4 separate regions of the Homo sapiens genome follow, and all the other regions are linked to region 2. The links are chromatin contacts, found by Hi-C or POLR2A ChIA-PET in ENCODE. All regions are on one chromosome and are shown on one strand. The core of a region is the stretch at or near the end of the contact, and the rest is flanking DNA. Distances in the headings are between cores, read along the strand shown. Region 1 has its middle 53 kb from the start of LINC00399. Region 2 holds the start of IRS2 (insulin receptor substrate 2). Region 3 holds the start of LINC00396 (long intergenic non-protein coding RNA 396). Region 4 holds the start of LINC00370 (long intergenic non-protein coding RNA 370).

The links. A loop is a pair of places that touch in the nucleus more often than their neighbours do. ChIA-PET counts read pairs that join two places held with the same protein, here RNA polymerase II (POLR2A). Pooled maps may share reads with other maps.
Region 1: a loop to region 2 is called in a map of ascending aorta, with 5 times the contacts of the local background. The contact joins the enhancer-like site here to the promoter of IRS2 in region 2. A Hi-C loop is called at or near these places in 5 of 168 maps with a recorded cell type or tissue (aorta, ascending aorta, chondrocyte and 2 more) and 5 of 50 pooled maps. POLR2A ChIA-PET finds 5 or more read pairs at or near these places in 1 of 52 experiments (PC-9).
Region 3: POLR2A ChIA-PET joins it to region 2 with 10 read pairs in WTC11. The contact joins the promoter of LINC00396 here to the promoter of IRS2 in region 2. A Hi-C loop is called at or near these places in 5 of 50 pooled maps. POLR2A ChIA-PET finds 5 or more read pairs at or near these places in 2 of 52 experiments (MCF 10A and WTC11).
Region 4: a map of PC-3 shows a loop between it and region 2 (4-fold over the local background). The contact joins the promoter of LINC00370 here to the promoter of IRS2 in region 2. A Hi-C loop is called at or near these places in 10 of 168 maps with a recorded cell type or tissue (Caco-2, HCT116, MCF 10A and 7 more) and 5 of 50 pooled maps. POLR2A ChIA-PET finds 5 or more read pairs at or near these places in 4 of 52 experiments (A549, MCF 10A, PC-9 and 1 more).

Annotation. Positions count from the first base shown.
Region 1 is chr13:109,450,971-109,456,668 of GRCh38, reverse strand. No RefSeq gene overlaps it. Among named protein-coding and RNA genes, the nearest start is that of LINC00399, 53 kb to the right of the region's middle. RefSeq lists an enhancer at 1,741-2,016. Within about 2 kb of position 2,353, at least 2 of the 41 ENCODE cell types and tissues checked have a DNase peak (open chromatin) inside an H3K27ac peak, as active enhancers do; they include ascending aorta and tibial artery, where a contact is called at or near this core.
Region 2 is chr13:109,784,931-109,790,688 of GRCh38, reverse strand. It overlaps IRS2 (insulin receptor substrate 2), which reads left to right and starts at 4,106. Exons shown (of 2, transcript NM_003749.3): 1 at 4,106-5,758. The coding sequence starts at 4,636. It overlaps LOC124903211 (WAS/WASL-interacting protein family member 1-like), which reads right to left and starts at 3,605. Exons shown (of 2, transcript XM_047430835.1): 1 at 3,244-3,605; 2 at 1-3,089. The coding sequence starts at 3,596. The coding sequence ends at 2,852. RefSeq lists silencers at 3,709-3,878, 3,899-4,128 and an enhancer at 4,970-5,599.
Region 3 is chr13:110,049,836-110,055,165 of GRCh38, reverse strand. LINC00396 (long intergenic non-protein coding RNA 396) reads right to left here and starts at 1,881. Exons shown (of 4, transcript NR_126387.1): 1 at 1,855-1,881; 2 at 1,253-1,315; 3 at 984-1,152; 4 at 214-393. The region is part of intron 2 of LINC03082 (long intergenic non-protein coding RNA 3082); the gene reads left to right.
Region 4 is chr13:109,278,934-109,284,894 of GRCh38, reverse strand. It overlaps LINC00370 (long intergenic non-protein coding RNA 370), which reads right to left and starts at 2,922. Exons shown (of 3, transcript NR_170230.1): 1 at 2,618-2,922.

The sequences.
Region 1 (5,698 bases), core at 1,104-3,603, 330 kb after region 2:
GTCTTTGCCCTGACATGTAAGGATCATTGCTGTTTCTAATGACCTTGAAATCTACAGGGATGCTGATAATTGACTTGATTTCCCTTGCATTCTCAGAATTTGATGATGATGGTCTTTTCACTAAACTTTAGCTTCTAGATCTGACCCAGTTCTATTTCAAACATTTGAGGATGCTTCAAAGATGACAGCTTTGAAAAGAAAGGAAGGCATGTAATTGCTAGTCATGGCTTCTTTCTGGAACTAAAATTGACCTGCAACTAGCATCATTACAAAATTTGTATTAATTTGTTTCTAGTACATTGAGCTGTAATTTGGATAATGAGTTGCCTGCTATTAACTAAACTAATTAATGTGATTATTATATTTAGTCAAAAATACCTTTTAATTTCATAACACTGTGATTTCCTATAGATTTGGAAGAAAAGAAAGAAGAAAATGAGTAACACATAGAAAAAGCATTAGAAGGGAAAATGCTAGGCCCCAAACACCAGTCCTTTGATTCCTTTACTAGACTTATGCATAGATACCCTGGTAACCCTCCATTCTCCTTCTAATCATCTGTTCAGCACTGTATCAAGAATATAGTAGATATTCAAGAAATATTTTTGAGAGAATAAACAAATGCTTGTGGCAGGCAGAATAATGGTCCCCCTCTCCAAAGAGGTCCACATCCTGATCTCCAGAACTTGTGTATGTTCTACCTTAGTGGCAAATGGATTTTACTGATGTGATTAAGTTAAAAGCTAAAGATCTTGAGATGGAGAGAGTATCCTCGGTTATCCAGGTGGAACCAAGGTCACCACAAGGGTCATCATCGGAGGGAGAAGAAGGCAGGAGGTGAGAGTCTGGGGGAGACTTGGGATGGAAGAGGTCACGGTGATGTGATCACAGAATGTGAATTAAGCAATGTGAGGAGGACTCCATTTGCTGTTGCTGGCTTTCAAGATGGAGAAAGGGACCATAGCCATTCTCAAATTTCATGTTTCAGAGTATGGACAAGAGATAGGATTTGATTCAAGATTCAGAAAGAAGAAAATGTTTCAATTATGAGACCATTGCATGCAAGTCTAAGAAACATTATACATCAACTTCTTTGAAGTATCTCCTGGAACAGTGTTTGGAAAAGACAAAATACTAGACAGGACATAAAAATTATTGTATTTCCATTGCTCTAATTTTTTTTGAACTGTCATTTCTGCAGCACACTAAAATGTGATTTAGACACCATTTAGTAGCTTTTCTTTTTTGTAATGTATTCCTTCAGAATCTTCACTCCTCTTTCTTGGATTGTAACTCTTTGACTAGGTAAACTTGTGCTTCCGAGAGTTCTTTATGAAGGGCCAGGGACAGTGGCTCAGTCCTGTAATTCCAGCACTTTGGGAGGCCAAGATGGGAGGATCGCTTGAGACCAGGAGTTCAAGACTAACCTTGCCAACACAGCAAGACCCTATCATGTCTATTAAAAAAAATAAGAAAGAGTTCTTTATGAAACATAATGATTTCCTTTAATAAGAAATACTTTGTAAAGTAGAAGGCATAAAAGTCTTCCCAATTTATGTGTTTAAAAAATTATTAAAGGACACTATATCTTTTTATTTCCAAGATAATTTGTATAGATCAAATTCTATACATGATTTTGGAGACTCCATTTAATTGTGAAATCTGTATTATTGTAAATGCTCCCTTTAAATTGCCAAGGACAGTATATTACTAAAACCCCCCTTTTTTTCCTTATAGTCATATAGATGTGCTGCTCTATAACTAGATTTGGAAAAATGTTACAATTCTTCCTCTTCTGGAAAAAAAGTATTTTCCTTTATTATCCTTTAGTGTCTAAAAATAGGCTGGAATTAAATGTCATGTACCTTTGGAATTCATTTTATAAATACACTTGGTAACTAGGAAACTCACATTGTCATTATTTATAATCTAGGAATTCTTTCCATGGTAACTGTTAGAAGGTCACAATTATTGAGTCACAACAGTGGCTAAGAGGCTATTTAAGAATTCACCAAAATAAGGCGATTGACAGGAGGAGGTAATGTCTGCTTTTCTGATCACCCAAATTAACGAGGTGAGGTCTTACGTTGAAGCAGTGGCTGCATCTTCAGTTCAGTTACATCTTTCCTGCCATGGCCCTTCTTTCAGCCAAGCAATCATGCCAGCATTACCAACCTTTTCTCTCACAGCCCTTGGAGACTCAGTGCCATGAACTTGGATACCATTTATAGTGTTTTCTCTGTCTTGTGACATCATGTGTAGGTTGATTATATTGGCACACAATAGGGTTTCCAAAGCCCAGGATTCAGCTGAGAAGTGGGAGGCAGCCTCTGTCTGGGACTGAGTCTCACACAAGCTCACAGAAAGCTCTCACCGTGTCCCAGAGCCATGCTTGGGGGAGCCTGGGAACAGGCTTGCAGGAGCAGGTCCTTGGTAGCCACCTCTTACTAAGTCTCACAGCAGTGGAGGTTGGCTCTTAAGCAGCCACATAAATATACTTGAAACACCTTCATTTGTTCATTATAATAAACAAGACCTCCTGTCACTAAGCCGGACATCTTATTAATACGTACAGTGCCAGCCTCTGCCCTAACACCTCCAAGACATTGAGAGAATGTTGAATGGACTATGTGGTAATAGAGACAGCAGCTTAATGGAGGCCAGATACCCAAACATGAGCTAAGAGTTTGGCTTTACTCATTATCAGATCTGTGAAACAGGATGTGACCCCAGATTTTAAAGAGTATTTTGCAGTAGTATGCAGAAACATTGGTGTAATCAAACATACACACATATGTAATGTGAATTAAGCATTTTGAGAGTAAAAGTCGTTAAACCTGTAATCAATGCCAAAAAAACCCGTACAACTTCAGAAACATTTCTTGGGGTGAATTACATGGCCCATGAGCTTCTTGCTTAGATTAACTCACCATAATTCAATAGCATCAGCAGTAGCTACCAGGCCCAGCTTGACCCCACTACAGTTTATTATTTAAAGGATACGAATAAGCAGTTCAAACATACACCAATATGAAGAAAAAGAAAGAAGCATAATCTCATGCATAATTAAATCACAAATCGAAATGAGATGCTATTTTTTAAAACCTATCAGATTGGCAAAGATTGGAAAGTTGATCTTTCACACTGTGCACAGGATGTGGGCCAACAGATGGTCTCATTTGCTGTTGGTGTGAGTGTAAGTTGGTGGAATCTCTTTGGAGAGCATTTTTCCAATGTCTGTCAAAATGCAATGCATATTTACTTTGGTCTTCCAATTTTACTTTGGGAAATTTACCTTACAGGTATATTACTATGTCTACATGAAGGCCTGCACCGAATTTTCCTTGTAGCATTATTTAAAATACTGAAAGAAACTGAAAACAGCATAAATGTCCATCAATAGGTGTACTAATCTGTTTTCATGCTGCTGACAAAGACATGCCCAAGAGTGGGAAGAACAATAGGTGTAATGGACTTACAGTTCCACGTGGCTGGGGAGGTCTCACAATCATGGCAGAAGGTAAAAGGCACTTCTTACATGGTGGCGGCAAGAAAGAATGAGAGCTTGTGCAGGGAAACTCCCGTTTTTAAAACCATCAGATCTTGTGAGACTTATTCACTATCATGAGAACAGTTGGGAAAGACCTGACCCCATGATTCAATTACCTCATGCTGGGTCCCTCCCACAACAAATGGGAATTCAATATGAGATTTCAGTGGGGACACAACCAAACCATATCAATGGGAAACTTATTAATTAAATTATGGTGCATGTAGAAAGAATAATTTATAGGTTTTTTTAAAATGTGATAGCTACATTTGTGCTAATATAAAAATTTATTCAGTATATTTTGTTACTTTTTAAAAATTGCACAAGAATGCAAAAATATATTTCCATTTGTATGAAAAAAAAGCAGAAAAACTGCACATTTGAATGTTTAGAACTAGAAAATTTTGAAACATACAGAAGAAAACTATTAATTTTTTTTCTTTCTAAAGATGATGAGTATTGATCCAGAAGAAAAATTTCTGTTTCATTATAGTTCTGCTTTACTCCTTGGGAAAAAATGTACAGTTTACATGTATTTATTTTCATTATAATTAGAAAGTAATTATTAAAAATTGCCTATTTACTGTTGAAGCAAGCCAGGGTATAACTGAAAGACTAGCACAAATAGGAGACAAATTTCAAAAACTGTACATCTTGACTCAGCATTATTACTTTCAATAGATAAAGAAAATTATTTGAGGTGTCTGTAGAGATACAGCTATAGAGCTATATGTATGTCCACTGAAGATTTACTTTTTATGACAAATTCATTTTACAAAAAAACAAGAAGATAACTTTTGAATGTGATAAAGTAACTGGTACCAGACTAGCCCCCTTGGTGTAAGTAACTACAAAACTACACAAAATATAGGAAGCAACTATTTTCAGGTGTCAGACAAGAAGCAGAGGATTGTGTTCCTGGAGAGAAGAGAAATGCACACAGTTTGCCCCATAATCCTCCCGGTGTTCTGCTATAGGCCCTTTGTGGACCAAGAGGCAGGAATGTGGAGCCCAAGTGAGGCAGGATTGGAGGCTTCTGGAGTGGCTGGAATTCTAGTGCAGCACGCTGGAGAGGAGAAAGCTGTGCAGTGAAGAGACAAAAAAAAAAATGTGCAGGGTTTTCTCAAGTCTTTAGCCAAGTGCTAAGCTGTGCATGTGTAGGTAGGGTGGAATCCCTGGGGCCTGGAAAAGCACAGCTCTGGGAAGTTGTAAGCTGCAGGGGATGCTGGCACCACAGGGTGCTGGAAGACGGAAATTCCAGCCAGCCAGAGAGAAGATACCTCCCAGAATATCCAGGGCATTTAATCACAACCCAAGAGAGACCACATTTTAGGAGATGGGCTACTCTAGTTCTACCCAAACAAATTTCAGAGCAAAGAGTAAAAGGACAAAGGCACTAGGAAATATCAAAAATTAGGGATTTGGCTGCACCAGTTATGGTTATTCATATAACATATTACTAGAAAAACATTAAAAAATTATACTAAATAAATGTGTGTGTGTGTGGAGAGAGAAAGATCTAGAAAGATATAATCTGAAATGCTAATAATATTTATATACATATTTTCTATACAATCACATATAAGAAATTTCAAAAAACACTCCTTTTTTGCTTTAGGGTCTTCAAAAATGTTATTATTTCTTCTTGGAATGTTGTGTCCTCATTAGTTATTAGCAAATGCACATTCAAACCATAATGAGATACAACTCCACAACCACTAAAGTAGCTAAAGTTGAAAAGACCATTAACAGTGAATGACTGTGAGACTGTTGATTCCCCCAAATGCTCATGCACGCCTGGCAAGAGCATCAAAGGGTATAGCCACTGTGGAAAGTGGTTTGGTAGCTGCTTAACAGGTCGAACACACACCTACTCTGTGATCCAACCATTGCACTCCCAAAAGCAATGAAATACATGGTCACAACGAGATATATGAAAAGATGTTTGTAGAAGCTTGACTCAGTAGCACAAACGTAGAAACAATGCAAATATCCAATGATAAGAGAATGGATAACAAATGGCTGTATACTCAAATAATAAGACATCGCTTATCATTAAATAAAAGTATGTTAATTAGATGACACAGATGAATCCCACAGGAAAACCCAACATTGTACTGAATAAAGCCGGACCAAAAAAAAATTACA
Region 2 (5,758 bases), core at 2,857-5,356:
ATTTATAATGAAAAAATGTTGAGAATACTGGATTAGCTGCATTTGTAACTACAACATATTTTTCTAAACAGTATTAATTCAATTGATAAGACTTTAAAAAAGTTATAGTAGTTTGTTCTATCATATATGCACATTAAATAATCATTTATTTTAGAAAATCCTCCCTCATAAAATGAACATTTAGGAAAGAGACTGATCCATATTTTTAACAAGAATAATAAACACACAAGTAGAAAGCCTTTATAATTTCCAAGGGGCTGATCAATTCCATTAACAAATCCTGATACTTTAAATGTTTGCAATGCCATACATAGCAAATGATCCAAACAGCAGTTATATTCTCTCATGTAAGTCATTCTGTTGCCCATACACAGAGTTAGCATGTTACAAAACTCTTGTGAAATTTCAGTTGAAACATTAGCAAATAAATTTGCTGGTAAAGTGCAAGAAGTTTCCTTATAAACCCTAGATGAGGAAAAGTCTGTCCACAGTTCGTTCATCAGAGGAATGGAATTTCTCAAATGAGCTACTGAACAACATTATCTAATAAAATGAAATATAATGAAATGGTGCCACTCATTTTAAAGATTAAATATATCCTTTGACAGAAACCTGTGAAGTTAAAAATCTTTCCCTCTTAAAATACCTTTTAAATTAAAGCTATTCTAACTAGTTATATAGCATTCCACTTAATCTGCTTAGTTTTTAGATTGAGCTCACCTAAATACAAAATACTGTCAAACACCTACAGGGCAAAGAACTAAAAAAAGAAAGAAAATTTCACAAGCAATAAAATGCTATTCACCTTTCTCCTCCCATACTTGCCTTTCCTATATGAAACAAAGAAAATAATTAGTGATGTTCATTATTGGTAGTGCTACTAGTATTTGTATTGTGAACCTGTAACATATTTTTAAATCTCTACACTTTTATATAATTGATTCTTTCTTGAAAAGTAATTATTTCAGAAGACTTCTAATAAAATAATCATTATTGTATATGATTCTGTTAAAAATAGAAAAAACAAACAAACAGAAAAAACTCCCTGCTGAAAGATATGGCCATTTTATTAGCTGTGAAAGGAAAGAAAGCTTCCAAGGAAAGATCTTGGACCATGAGAAAAAATTTCAACCAGGCTGTTTGCTGGCAAGAGGCCATGCCAGCCCCAGCCAGTCCTGCGTGCAGAGCATGTTGGCAGATGTTATTAGCTGACTTTTGTTGAAAAAGTATGGAAGAACAGTTGGAAAATCACAAGGTGTAGAACAAGCTTTAAATAAATAAATAGCTTATCTGGCAATAGAAAGGGGGAAAGAAAACAAGTTCCTCGGTTGAGGAAGAGGACTGGGATACTTCTAATTACAGAGTTTCTTACTGTTGGTTTGTTTCATGGGCTGACTCTCAATGAGAATTGAAATTGTATCATCCACATTTGTATTTGGAGGTTCTAACTGCAGAATTGCAATTAATTTCCAGTTTGCTGTAGGAAATTTATACTCTCTATGACAGAATACCACGGACATAGGTGATAATTCTTTAACCTTCTCTCTTTTGTCCCCAGTCTGGTAACTGAGGCAGTACATGGGGAAAGTGCTAACTGCCAATCCAGAGCTGCTGACACCTTAAAAACACTGGCCTTTAACACTAGGATGGCCCCAAGAAACAAGCAAACAGGAAAAGATGACACCTGCTAGCGTGTGACAGGCACAGCAAGTAAATGTTCAATACGGATATGAAAATGCAACTGCATAATAAAAGTCAACATGAAAAAGAAAAAGATTGCAAAATATACTTTCTCAGAAGAAACCATCACATGATGTTTAAAAGTGGTGGTTCCTTTAGCATTGTCTACTGATGGCTGGCAACATACAGGAACATAGAGGTGGCCCATTTACATCCTCATAAAAGTGGGATGTAAGTGATCACAAAGCCAATAAAACTACACCACATTTTCTTCAAGCACCAAGATAAGAATCCCTTCATCTTTCCTGACTAGACATATTGCTAGGCAACATTTGTGAACGTAAGAAAAGGTAACAAGATCTAAAAAGAACGCCGAAGCATAATGTTCATAAAGGTGGCGCCCCCAACACACACAATCATACACACATACCTATACACACACAATCACACAATCTATTATATAAACAAACACGCACACATGCACACATAGGTGCACAGACTTAAAATGGCATTTCTTGAGGTATTTTTTTTTAAGGTATGATTTAAAAATGGAAGATCAACTTTAAACACACCTTTTTGAGGCACACTGGGTGATATTTGCCACAATGATTATTCTTCCCAAATTCAGGCTACTGATCAATAATCCTAACTGTATACATGCTAAAAATAAAAACGCTATAATCTTTGTACTAGTCAGGGCTCTCTTGGCACATAAAATTAGCCAACACAATCTTCAAGTCACATGTTACAAAAACATATTAAAATATATATCACTCTTTCAAAAATTACACTTATTTTCTCTTAGATTAAGATTTTATTACTTTTAAGATACTTCTATGAATTATAGAGGACATCCAAAAGTAAACATCCGGGACTTAAAAACAATAACCAATATTATAAGATAAATTATTGCTGTAAATTATTTCATGAAGGCACAATTAAAAAAAAAATAAAATAAACAGCCAAAGCCTGTTTTGTTGAGTTTTCTTCGTTGCGCAGGATCGGGAGCTTGCTGGGATCTGAACTCAGGAAGCCCTCACCTCACCCTGACTTGGTCATTGAGGAGACGTAATTGCAGGGGTGCTTATTTGCTATAGGCTTTGAAAGTCACAAAAGCCCAGTAGATACATGAATTCGAAGCAGTTCTCCAAGGGCATCTCCAACTTGGCAGTCACCGCCCGCACCGCGCACACAGGTAGTGGACGCCCGCCCACCTGCCCGTCTGCTGGGCGCAGGGCGCTCCTGGGGTGGGGAGGGCGCTCCTGTGGGGGGAAAAGGGGCGCTCCTGCCTCGGAGGGGGAAAGGACGCCCCTGTGGAAGGAAGGGGGGGCTCTTGAAGCGGTGTGGTGAGAGGACGCTTCCGAGGAAGGAAGGGGGTGCTCCTGCAGCGGTGGGGGGAGAGGACGCCCCTGCGGAAGGAAGGCGGCGCTCCTGCGGGGGCTGGAGAGACGCCCGCGCGGTCTCCCGGCTCAGGGACCGCTGGCTCGCGGGTCCGCCCTCTCCCCGGCGCTATGGAAACCGCACTTTCTCCGCCTGCCGTCCCCGATCTCTTTCTCCTATTACCTCCCAAACGCGATTTCAACTTCCCGACAAGCTGACAAGTGAATGGCGCAGAGGACGCCCCGTAAAGCGCCCGCGAGCGGGTGGGACACAGGCGCCCCCTCCGCGCCCCTCTGTCCTCCACGGAAGGGCGCGCGCCGCTCTCGATCTGGAGCGCGGTGCTCGCGAACCCGCGGCCGCGGGCCCTGGAACCTCCCCGCGTTTCGCGGCTGCGGGGGGACGGAGATGCGGCCGGGAGACGGGGACGGGAAACGGGGGACGGGGATGGGGCGCGCCCACCCCGAGCGCGGGAGCGGCCGCCCTCGCCCAAAATGGGGACCCCGCGCCCCGAGAGCACGGCCCGGCTCGCCGCCCATGCTTCCACTGCAAGGCCGCAGCCCCCGCCGCCGATCCCGATCCCCCGCCCCGCCCAGCCGCGGCCCCGCCCGGCGCCCCCTCCCCGGCGGAAGCTCAAGCCCAATTAATTGAGTCCGAGGCGGGAGGGAAGGGCCCTGCGCGCCGTGGCCCGCCCCGCCCCTCTTCCGCGCCCCTTTTCCCGCCCTGGGTGGCATCTCCTCCGCCGGCATCCACAACAAGCCGCTGATTAATGAGGCCGGGGCCGCCCCACCCCGCCCGGCCGGGCCGGGGCCTTCGCGGGAGGGGGAGGGGACGGCGGGAAACGCGGCCCGGGGAGAAAGGGGGGCGGGGCGGGGGCGCGCGGCCCGCCCCCGCGAGCGCCGCGCCGATTGGCCGAGCGCGCCGTCCGTCGGGGGGCGCGGCGCCAATGCGAGGCAGCGGGGCGGGGCGGCCGCGCTGTGTGTGCCTGCGTAACGCCGAGTCACATGTTGTTTTGCTCTTCTTAGTTCAGTCACTCGGTGCGCGATGTGTTACTCACTGTGCGGCGGGGACCGCGACGAGCCCGGGTCGCCGTTGGCAGCAGCAGCAGCAACACCAGCAGCAGCAGCAGCCCCGGCGGCGGCGCGGACCCCGAGCGCCCGGGCGCACCCCGGCTTCCCGGAGCGCGACGCGGCGGCAGCAGCCCCGGTGCGGCCGCGCGCGCCTTAGGCTCGGCCCCGCGGCTCGGGGACCCCGACTCCCGGCCCAGCGAGCGCGTCCCCCGGCGCCGCCCGAGAGCCCGAGGAGGCAGCGGCCGCAGGCAGCCGGGGAGGGGGGCGGCCACCGCCCGCGCCGGGCATCCTCAGGAGCCCCAGAGCGCGGAGGGCGCGGCGCCGCCGAGCGGTGCTGGCCCCCGCGGGCCTCCCCGGACCTTCCCCACCGCCTGGGCCCGAGGGACGCGTGATCGGGCGGGCGGCCGGGCGCAAGGGTGGGAGGGAGCCGCCCCCGCCCGCGCCCCCTCCGCCCCTCGCCCCAACCCCTGGGCGCCGGGCCCGGGCCGCGCGGCCTGAAGCGCCCGCGATGGCGAGCCCGCCGCGGCACGGGCCGCCCGGGCCGGCGAGCGGAGACGGCCCCAACCTCAACAACAACAACAACAACAACAACCACAGCGTGCGCAAGTGCGGCTACCTGCGCAAGCAGAAGCATGGCCACAAGCGCTTCTTCGTGCTGCGCGGACCCGGCGCGGGCGGCGACGAGGCGACGGCGGGCGGGGGGTCGGCGCCGCAACCGCCGCGGCTCGAGTACTACGAGAGCGAGAAAAAGTGGCGGAGCAAGGCAGGCGCGCCGAAACGGGTGATCGCTCTCGACTGCTGCCTGAACATCAACAAGCGCGCCGACGCCAAGCACAAGTACCTGATCGCCCTCTACACCAAGGACGAGTACTTCGCCGTGGCCGCCGAGAACGAGCAGGAGCAGGAGGGCTGGTACCGCGCGCTCACCGACCTGGTCAGCGAGGGCCGCGCGGCCGCCGGAGACGCGCCCCCCGCCGCCGCGCCCGCCGCGTCCTGCAGCGCCTCCCTGCCCGGCGCCCTGGGCGGCTCTGCCGGCGCCGCCGGGGCCGAGGACAGCTACGGGCTGGTGGCTCCCGCCACGGCCGCCTACCGTGAGGTGTGGCAGGTGAACCTGAAGCCCAAGGGTCTGGGCCAGAGCAAGAACCTGACGGGGGTGTACCGTCTGTGCCTGTCTGCGCGCACCATCGGCTTCGTGAAGCTCAACTGCGAGCAGCCGTCGGTGACGCTGCAGCTCATGAACATCCGCCGCTGCGGCCACTCGGACAGCTTCTTCTTCATCGAGGTGGGCCGCTCGGCCGTCACAGGCCCCGGCGAGCTGTGGATGCAGGCGGACGACTCGGTGGTGGCGCAGAACATCCACGAGACCATCCTGGAGGCCATGAAGGCGCTCAAGGAGCTCTTCGAGTTCCGGCCGCGCAGTAAGAGCCAATCGTCGGGGTCGTCGGCCACGCACCCCATCAGCGTCCCCGGCGCGCGCCGCCACCACCACCTGGTCAACCTGCCCCCCAGCCAGACGGGCCTGGTGCGCCGCTCGCGCACCGACAGCCTGGCCGCCACCCCGCCGGCGGCCAAGTGCAGCTCGTGCCGGGTGCGCACCGCCAGCGAGGGCGACGGCGGCGCGGCGGCGGGAG
Region 3 (5,330 bases), core at 632-3,131, 270 kb before region 2:
TAAGGCACATAGAGCTCACAGGCAATGCTTATTTTGGTAGAAACATGAGCAAAGGGTGTTTCTGCTTTATTTGTTTTGTTTTTGCAAGGATGAGAGAGGAATCCAACTAGGTGCATTTGTTCAGAATGCAGGCTAAGGGGGATTCGACAGTCACTATGAGACCAGGTAGGATGGGATAGGGATATGAAGTGGAAGGATGACAATGGAGTCAAATGGAAGGAATCGAATCTATTGCTTAGGCTCCTGTGGCTTCACAGTTTTCTTCAACTGTGTTGCCTACACACTTTATAATAAAATTAAAATTAAGATGATGGCAATCAAATAAGCAATTCACAAGGGCAGATCTTGTTCTGCTTCATTATCTGATTCACCTCTGAGGAGCTTCCTGAAAGCCTGAAAAAAAAGAAGAAAAAGGAAAACACAGTAAGTGACCAAACTTTTGTTTCCAGAAAGTAAGAAAATACTAATTAGGACCCATTTATGAGACACAACAGAGTACTGGTGCTGAAGTATCCCTCTCCACATCAACAAGTAGAAACTGAACAGAATGCATGAAGCACCTGTTTTCAGACACTGAGGACCACAGCCAAGGGTGGGATTCCTGGCGGGTGCGTGGGGTGTGCTCTGGGATTGCTGAGATGCTCTCTCTGGACTGTGGCATGAGCGGGTGGAGCCCATGTACAGCATGGTGGCCTCATGGAGTTGCGGACAGATGGTAGAGGTTGGGGTGTGTGAGGAGGTGGCAAGGTTTGCAGTGGGTGTCTGACAGGATCTGAAGAAATCTGCGGAGAGTCCCCTTGAGCCTCATGGAGAACAAAGAACACTTTGAGCAGAACGGAGAGTCCAGAGTAGCCCACGCAGAAGGTTGGGGAGACCGCACTGCACACCTGCATTCAACAGGGACACAGAACGGCACGCGCCGTGCACGGGTCTCTCTCAGCTGCCAGGTAGGGCTATGCGGGGACTTCTCCAGTTAAACTTACAGGGAAGCCTGCGAAAGTCAGCCAGTCCCACCGATAAATTCACTGCTGACCAAGCAAAACTCAGCAGCCCTTACATCTGACTGATGTCCATATGAGAGAAAAGAGAGGAGGACTTCAGAGACACCCACAGCTCCAACGACAGAGTGCAGCATTTCAGCAGGATGGCATCCTATAATGTTAAACGCACAATTAAAACAATCGCTAGAGGTGAAAAGAAGCAGGGAGATGAACACCATAACCAGGAGGGGAAAAGGTCAGTGGAGACCTACCTGGATGTAGTGGGAATGTGGGAATGAGCAGACGAGGACTTAAAGCAGCTGATATTTCAGAGACTTGAAGCAAAAGAGAAACAAAAAGGTGAATGGCTGGGGATTTTAACAAAAATTCCAAACTATTAAAAAGAATAAAACACAAATTCTAAAGCTGAGAAATATAATATGGGAAATAAAAAAATTTACTGGACTGGCTTACAACAGCTTGGATATGAGAGAAGAAAAGAATAGTGCCTTTGGATGCAGGGCAATAGAAATTATCCAAATGAAGAACAGGGAAAAACTGACAATAATTCTAGATGTGTGTGTGCCTGATAGCAGAGCTTGAAAATACACGAAGAAAATGGCATAACTGGTGGAGAAATAGACAAAATCCACCAAGACAATTCCATGGCTTCAACATTTCTCTTTCAGTGATTGGTAGAACCAACAGACCAAAATTTGGTGAGAATAAAGCATATTTGAACATCATGGCAGAAAGAAAGTAAGTTATTTTCAGAAATCATGCTGGAACTGGATATCCATGTGGAAAAAAGGAACCTCAACTTCCACTTCCTACTCACTGGGTTGACTTGTGTCCTCCAAAGGTTCACACCCACCTGGGACTTCAGAGAGTGACTATTTGGAATTAGAGGCTTTGCAGATGTAATTGAAGATCTTAAGATGACTCATCCTGAATTTCGGATGAATCCTAAATCCAGTGACTGATGTCCATATGAGAGAAAAGAGAGGAGGACTTCAGAGAAACACATAGGAAGAAACCCACTAAAATGGCTATTTTTTAAATTCTTATACTTTAAGTTCTGGGATACATGTGCAGAACGTGCAGGTTTGTTACATTAGGTATACACGTGCCATGGTGGTTTGCTGCACCCATAAACACGTCATCTACATTAGGTATTTCTCCTAATGCTATCCCTCTCCTAGCCGCCGACCCCCAACAGGCCCCCATGTGTGATGTTCCCCTCCCTGTGTCCGTATGTTCTCATTGTTTAACTCCCACTTATGAGTGAGAACATATGGTGTTTGGTTTTCTGTTCCTGTGTTAGTTTGCTGAGAATGATGGCTCCTAGCTTCATCCATGTCCCTGCAAAGGACATGAACTCATCCTTTTTTATGGCTGCATAGTGTTCCACGGTGTGCCACATTTTTTTTTATTATACTTTAAGTTCTAGGGTACATGTGCACAATGTGCAGGTTTGTTACATGTGTATACATGCGCCATGTTGGTGTGTTGCACCCATTAACTTGTCATTTACATTAGGTATATCTCCTAATGCTATCCCTCCCCCCTCCCCCCACCCCACAACAGGCTCCGGTGTGTGATGTTCCCCTTCCTGTGTCCAAGTGTTCTCATTGTTCAATTCCCACCTATGAGTGAGAACACGTGGTGTTTGGTTTTTTTGTCCTTGTAATAGTTTGCTGAGAATGATGGTTTCCAGCTTCATCCATGTCCCTACAATGGACATGAACTCATCATTTTTTATGAATGCATAGTATTCCATGGTGTATATGTGCCACATTTTCTTACTCCAGTCTATCATTGATGGACATTTGGGTTGGTTCCAAGTCTTTGCTATTGTGAATAGTGCCGCAATAAACATACGTGTGCATGTGTCTTTATAGCAGCATGATTTATAATCCTTTGGGTATATACCCAGTAATGGGATGGCTGAGTCAAATGGTATTTCTAGTTCTAGATCCCTGAGGAATCACCACACTGTCTTCCACAATGGTTGAACTAGTTTACAGTCCCACCAACAGTGTAAAAGTGTTCCTATTTCTCCACATCCTCTCCAGCACCTGTTATTTCCTGACTTTTTAATGATTGCCATTCTAACTGGTGTGAGATGGTGTCTCATTGTGGTTTTGATTTGCATTTCTCTGATGGCCAGTGATGATGAGCATTTTTTCATGTGTCTTTTGGCTGCATAAATGTCTTCTTTTGAGAAGTGTCCATTCATATCCTTTGCCCACTTTTTGATGGGGTAGTTTGTTTTTTTCTTGTAAATTTGTTTGAGTTCATTGTAGATTCTGGATATTAGCTCTTTGTCAGATGAGTAGATTGCAAAAATTTTCTCCCATTCTGTAGGTTGCCTGTTCACTCTGATGGTAGTTTCTTTTGCTGTGCAGAAGCTCTTCAGTTTAATTAGATCCCATTTGTCAATTTTGGCTTTTGTTGCCATTGCTTTTGGTGTTTTAGACATGAAGTCCTTGCCCATGCCTATGTCCTGAATGGTATTGCCTAGGTTTTCTTCTAGGGTTTTTTTTGTTTTTTTTTGAGATGGAGTCTCACTCTGTCCCCCAGGCTGGAGTGCAGTGGTGAGATCTCGGCTCACTGCAAGCTCTGCCTCCCAGGTTCATGCCATTCTCCTGCTTCAGCCTCCCAAGTAGCTGGGACTATAGGTGTCTGCCACCACGCCTGGCTAATTTTTAGTATTTTTAGTAGAGATGGGGTTTCACCATGTTAGCCAGGCTGGTCTTGATCTCCTGACCTCCTGATCCACCCACCTCGGCCTCCCAAAGTGCTGGGATTACAGGCATGAGCCTCCATGCCCGGCCCTCTTATAGGGTTTTTATGGTTTTAGATCTAACATTTAAGTCTTTAATCCACCTTGAATTAATTTTTGTATAAGGTGTAAGGAAGGGATCCAGTTTTAGCTTTCTACATATGGCTAGCCAGTTTTCCCAGCACCATTTATTAAATAGGGAATGCTTTCCCCATAGCTTGTTTTTGTCAGGTTTGTCAAAGATCAGATGGTTACAGATGTGTGGTATTATTTCTGAGGGCTCTGTTCTGTTCCATTGGTCTATATCTTTGTTTTGGTACCAGTACCTTGGTACCAGTAACTGTTTTGGTTACCATATCCTCGTAGTATAGTTTGAAGTCAGGTAGCATGATGCCTCCAGCTTTGTTCTTTTGGCTTAGGATTGTCTTGGTAATGCGGGTCTTTTTTTTGGTTCCATATGAACTTTAAAGTAGTTTTTTCCAATTCTGTGAAGAAAGTCATTGGTAGCTTGATGGGGATGGCATTGAATCTATAAATTACCTTGGCCAGTATGGCCATTTTCATGATATTGATTCTTCCTATCCATGAGCATGGAATGTTCTTCCATTTGTTTGTATCCTCTTTTATTTCATTGAGCAGTGGTTTGTAGTTCTCCTTGAAGAGGTCCTTCACATGCCTTGTGAATTGGATTCCTAGGTATTTCATTCTCTTTGAAGCAATTGTGAATGGGAGTTCACTCATGATTTGGCTCTCTGTTTGTCTGTTATTGGTATATAAGAATGCTTGTGATTTTTGCACATTGATTTTGTATCCTGAGACTTTGCTGAAGTTGCTTATCAGCTTAAGGAGATTTTGGGCTGAGACGATGAGGTTTTCTAAATATACAATCATGTCATCTGCAAACAGGGACAATTTGACTTCCTCTTTTCCTAATTGAATACCCTTTATTTCTTTCTCCTTCCTGATTGCCCTGGCCAGAACTTCCAACATTATGTTGAATAGGAGTGGTGAGAGAGGGCATCCCTGTCTTGTGCCAGTTTTCCAAGGGAATGCTTCCAGTTTTTGCCCATTCTGTATGATATTGGCTGTGGATTTGTCATAAATAGCTCTTATAATTTTGAGATACATCCCACCAATACCTAATTTATTGAGAGTTTTTACCATGAAGGCTGTTGAATTTTTTCAAAGGCCTTTTCTGCATCTATTGAGACAATCATGTGGTTTTTGTCTTTGGTTCTGTTTATATGCTGGATTATGTTTATTGATGTCCGTATATTGAACCAGCCTTGCATCCCAGGGATGAAGCCCACTTGATCATGGTGGATAAGCTTTTCGATGTGCTGCTGGATTTGGTTTGCCAGTATTTTATTGAGGATTTTTGCATCAACGTTCATCAGGGATATTGGTCTAAAATTCTCTTTTTTTGTTGTGTCTCTGTCACGCTTTGGTATCAGAATGATGCTGGCTTCATAAAATGAGTTAGAGAGGATTCCCTCTTTTTCTATTGATTGGAATAGTTTCAGAAAGAATGGTACCAGCTTTTCCTTGTACCTCTGGTAGAATTC
Region 4 (5,961 bases), core at 1,673-4,172, 500 kb after region 2:
AATAATTATAATTAACATTTAGTGAGCAATTGCTGCATGCCAGACATTATTGTTTAAGGTACTTTATGTATAACATATTTCTTTAATTACCATAACTACCCTGAGATCTGGGTATTACCAGATTGTACAATTTAGTAAGAACTTAGGCAGTGAAAGATTAAGTAATTTGCCTAAGGTTACATGATATAATCAATCAAATCTGAGCTATTATCAACTATAAGATATATGTACTATTAAAATGCTGCCTATTAGCAATATAAAATGCCTCTTACTGAAAGACTAACTTCAGAGATATTAGCATGTAAAAAAAGTCCATATTTTGTTCAGTGAAATATGGTAGTTAGCAAGTGTTTACACCTGTAATGTGAACACTATGTCTGTCTCTCCCAAAAATACACTTCTGAAACTATGCGGTTATGTTATTGACCATTAATCAACATTGTATGCGTGATGCTTGCTTCTATTGGAGTCCCTAGCTAATGTTATTCTACAGAAACTTCAAGGAAAACTGGGAATTGTGGACCAAGTTAGCTAAGCACTTTTACAGAGATTCATCATTAATCTAAAACCCAAAGAGTTAATAAAAGTAAGCCAAGAAGATAAATTAACAGCATTCTCTGTATGCACAAGAATACCATGTATTAGAAGAAGCAGAAAGAATCCTGACTGACGGATGTTGGGAAGTGGGGTGGAAGAGGGGTGAATATGAGAATGATGAGGTCGGGGACTCAGGGGGCCCAAGGAAGATACGTTTTTTAATGAGAGAGACTTGGAGATACTTAAATGAAGATAGAAAGAATCCAGGAGTAAGGAAAATGTTGACTACACAAGACAGAGAACAGACACTCATACTCTATGATGACTGAGCAGGTGAGAAGACCTGAGATGGAAGCACACAGGAAAGCGGTGGCTTTCAATTCAGTAGAATATTTCTTCCAGGCAACAAGAGCAAAGGAAGAGAGCACATGAAGTGCTGGGAACAGTCCACATAGACTAACAATAAATTATGAATATTTCTGAGGGTGCACCAGCGCTGGATGGCATCAATGTCACCCACACGGTTCTGCACAGATGGGAGGTTATGCATCATTTTAAGCTTTAGGTGATAAAGGCCTGGACCCAGTGACGATGGCGCAGACAGAGAAGAAGAATGGATGGTTTTTTAAAAAATTAGCTTTATGCCCTAGTTTCTTCAGTTTCATTCCCTCCTAAAAATCAACCAAAATACAACATTCATTGCTTTGTCTTTTCACTACGACTTCTGAGCATCAGCCTTGCCCTATTTTTGTAGGTCCTGAGTCCTTCCAGTTTCAGCTCAGATGCTATATGCCTTCTCTGTTTCTTCTCTGCTACCCTTGGAAGTAAACATGCCCTCCTGTGAGGTCCCTCACATTAGTAAGAATGTTTTATGTTACTTCTTTTGTGTCCTCTTATTTCCTATCTCAGTTGATAATGATTCATGTTCCAGTTATCTCCTTCATGACTTTACAAAACCGTGATCTCTGGGGCCATCTTTCTTCCTCCATCTTTGCACCTGCCCCATCATAGCTGGATGTGGTACTGCTAGGTTAGCACTTGTTCAACCAACTGGACATGGGCACAAGAAGGAGAGAGATTATCAGTGATGATTATTAGGTTTTGATGCCTCCTTTGGAAGCATCTTCTTTGATTCTTCCTTTGGAAGACTAGAAGGCAGATGATTGTCACTGGCAACAGCAGAAGAATTTGGAATAATGGTTTATGGAGGGAAGGTATACATTTATTTTTGGCTTATGGTTGCATTTGGGAAGACTTTGACACTAAGATGGGAACTGGATTTCTGATACTACATTGGAAGACTGCAGGCAAGGGGACCTGTGCCTCTGCAGACAGAGCATCTGGTACAGTCACACAGCTCACCTGCACACCCAGGAGAGGCCAGGCTAATCCCTCAACCTCTCCCAGTCTGATCTCCCTCACTCTTCCAATGGAGGTGATGAGGATGTTAAGAAAAAAAAAACAAAAGCCCACCTTATCTCAGAAGTAGTAATAAAGAGGAAAGAAGGTGAGTTCGTAAAAACACCTTTAAAAGCTTTATAAGACTTAATATGTCAATAGTTATTACTATGAAATGTCCAAAAAATGATTTCCCTTGAGGAACAGAGTGAGCTTTGAAGCCAGATGCCATGGTAGTCCCTACCTCCAGAAGTAAGTATGTTAGTAAGTGTGAATTCCTCAAGACAGTATCTGGAAGTGGATGAGCACTCAATAAATAAGAATAAAACACTTCCTACTATGCTCATTGTTATTTATATATGGATCTGCAAATTGGATGAGAGTATAGTAGGAGCATCATTGTATAAAGTCTTGCTGATTAAAAGAGACAAGAAACAAGATCTAATTGGGGAAATTTCCTCAATTGGGTTATGTGAGAAGAAGCAGCTCTCACGCACATGGTGTGTTTTCTTAGAGCCAGCTCTAATTAGAGCTCAAAATCACCCACTTTCCTCATATGGCTCGGGGAAATATGGCCCTGTTTTCTCCCTCTGGAGGCTAAGGGAGATGTTTTTCTCAATCTACAGAAGAGACAAATAAACACAACCTGGGTGTGGCAGAAGCACCCCCTGCTTGGGCTTACCTTCCTCAGTCCCCATCCAGGACAGAACTCAGAGGACAGGGCCTTGCTTTCTGATTTCTCATTCTGTTCTCCAGAGTTGCTTCCTTTTACACTAGGCAGGTTTCTAGGGAACTGGGCAGCAGGTGTAGGTGGATGACTAGAGGGAAGCTGTGGGAAACAGGCAGGCGAAGCCAGCAGTGGGACCGGCCGCGCTTCTCTGACTCTCGACCCAGGGTGGGTGGCATATCACCCATAGGAAGGACCTCCGAGGCCCAGCGAGGTTTCCCCAGATGCTGTCAGCATGGAACCTCTTGTCATGAAGCAGTAAATGAAGACCCGCTGGGAGCTTGCTGTCCCCGTGAGCTCTCACCTTCAAACAGGGAAGCTGGCTGACAATTGTTCTGCTAAATTTAGCCGTAGACTGGGAGTCCAGGCAAGTGCCTATGTGGCCAAATGAGTAAGCGTTGGCCATACGACTTGTTTTGTCTACAGTGATCTAGAGACACTTCGAATTCTGCTTGGCTTCAGCAAGCTAAGCCCTTTCAAATTCACTATTTCTCTCACAGCCATTCTGTTGTGAGCAGGAGATAAAACAAATAGTAACCTTCACTTCCTTTCATCCAAGGATCAATGTTTTAAAAAAGGAAAAAAAGCAAAGCAAAACAAAGCATCTCTAGGCAACCGGTTCAAAAAAGAAAAAAGGTTCCCGTTAGCAAGGCATATGCCCAGAGCACTTGTGCTGTTGCAGTATATGTGTTTGCTGTTTTGCTTTATGATTTAACACGTCCTTCTGTGATGAGATTCCCGTGAATATGTTGTTAATTGCTTCAAATTCACCAGATTAGGGAAGCCAGCTGTCTTCCCTAATGTGTTAGTTATTTTTATGTGTCAACTTGGCTAGGCCACAGTACCCAGATAGTTGGTCAAATGATGTTTCTGTGAAGGTATTTTTAAAATTTAAGTTCCATTAAATTACATTTTAATTTTAAAATTTAAATCAGCAGACTTTGAGTAAAGCAGAATACCCTGTATGGTGTGGGTGGGCCTCATCCAATCAGTAGAAGGCCTGAATAGAAAAAGCCTGAATGCCATGAGAAGCGGGAATTCTGCCAGCTGACTGCCTTTGACTGTGAGCTGCAACGTCAACAATTCCCTGGTCTTCAGCCTGCCGGTACACTCTGAAAATTTTGGACTTAACAGTCCCCATAATTGCATGAGCCAATCCTTCAAATAAATCTCTCTCTCTCTCTCCCCCCACTCTTGTTTTTTGTTTTTCTCTCTCTCTCTCTGTCTTTCTCTCTCGCTACACACACACACGTGCATGCACACACAGTGTATTCACCCTGTTTATTCTGTTTCTCTAAAGAACCCTAATACACCTGCCACCTTATAATCTGCCATTTCTTGCTTTTCTTTTTAGAGACTCCAGGTAGACATCTTGGATAGAGTGGTCATACCAGATTTAGCAAATACAAATACAGGATGCCGAGTTAAGTTTGAATTTCAGATATACAAGAAATACTTTAGTATAAGTAAATCACATGCAGTATTTGGGATATACTTATACTGAAAAAAATATTCATTGTTTATCTGAAATTCAAACTGAACTGAGCATCCTGTATTTTATTTGGCAATCCTAATGCCAGTATCACTATGGAAGGAGAGGTTAGTTTTGTTCTTCTCTGTGATTCAGACAATACCTAAACTCAGCTCTTTTCTCCAATCTTTGGTCTTCTTCTTCTTTAGGTTCCAGCCCTGGCTAGCATGAAGCCATGACCCTTACTGTTGTTATACCTTCAACACCCTGTCCCATGTTCTCTCATCACCTCAGAAGAAAGATACTCTGAAACTGTTCATTATCTATTCTATAGATTCTGTCCTTTGCAAGATTAGGACCACTTACCTTCTGACGTGATTGTGGATACATTGTCACCATAGCCCTAAATTTGGGGAATCCCTTTCTGATTTCAATAGCCCTCAGTTGTTATCATCTTGCCTTTGTTTCTTTCCCTTTTTTTATATATTTTATTTTGAGATGAAGTCTTGCTCCGTCAGCCAGGCTAGACTGCAATGGCATGATCTCGGCTCACTGCAACCTCCACCTCCCGGGTTCAAGTGATTCTCCTGTCTCAGCCTCCCAAGTAGCTGGATTATAGGTGTATGCCACCATGCCCATCTATTTTTATTTTTTTAAGTAGAGATGGGGTTTCACCATGTTGGCCTGACCTCAAGTGATCCACCCACCTCAGCCTCCCAAAGTGTTGGGATTACAGGTGTGAGCCACTGCGCCCAGCCCGCCTTTTGTTTCTGAATGCCTCAGTTCTGGCCCCTGTGACTGACGGCTCCTTTTCCTAACTCCTAGGAATGTCAATGGTGTTCCCCTGGGTTTCAAAACACTGTAGTATCAAAATCACGATAAAGGAGGAATTAGGATTAAGATCTACCACTGTAGGTCATCCCTTCTCATCCTAGCCACTCAATAACTATTTGTGGAATAACATACAAATGGCATTATTTAATATTGTAGATAAAAATCTTCATACAACCTTAGGGTTAAACAATCCTAGAAAGTCTGTATTATGGCCACTTGTCTCATGTTCAGAACTCTCCCTTCCTCCCATCCAAGTAGGATGTGAGTCGTGGATGATATTTAATAATGATGATAGTTAATGTCTCTTCGTCCTTACTGTGTTTGAGGCACATAGACTTTAGGAAGGAGATACCAGTGTCATCATAATTGTACAGGTGACCAAACTGAGGTGCACATGGCTAAAGGCTTTTTCAAGGTCATTTGGCAAGATAATGGCATTGGGACCCAGGCCCCTTTAAATCCAAGTTACCATCAGGCTTCTACAGGTCATGTGCCTGAGCACTTCTTGATAAGAGACTTACATATTAACAGGCATCATTTTTGTTTTTAAAGTTCTTCCTGCAAAGCAATTCCCAAGTGTTCCTTGATGTATGGAGCAGAGATTGAAGAGCTGGTGAAGAGTTTTCTTAGTCGTGTGCACGTAGTCATGTGCACAGATACAGGGTCTGTGGTATTGGCTAGTCCTGGGGCACTGAATTTACTAAGGGTCATGTTACCTGCTTAGATCTGAGATGGGGGTGGGATTAGAAAGTGCATGCCTGCTTCCATGCCATAAAGAACCTACATTTGATAGAAAATGATTTTTACTATTCTGACCATTCAAAGTAATTATTGAGTATGCATGATGTAGCATCCATCAGCTAAACTCTCGAGCTCTGGACCCAACTCTCTTGCACTTGAGTCTTGGCTCGGCCACATACTAGCAGTGTGCATAAGGGTTTTATGCGCACCCTCTGTTATTCAGTTCTCTCATCTGTCAATGGGGTAATAATTA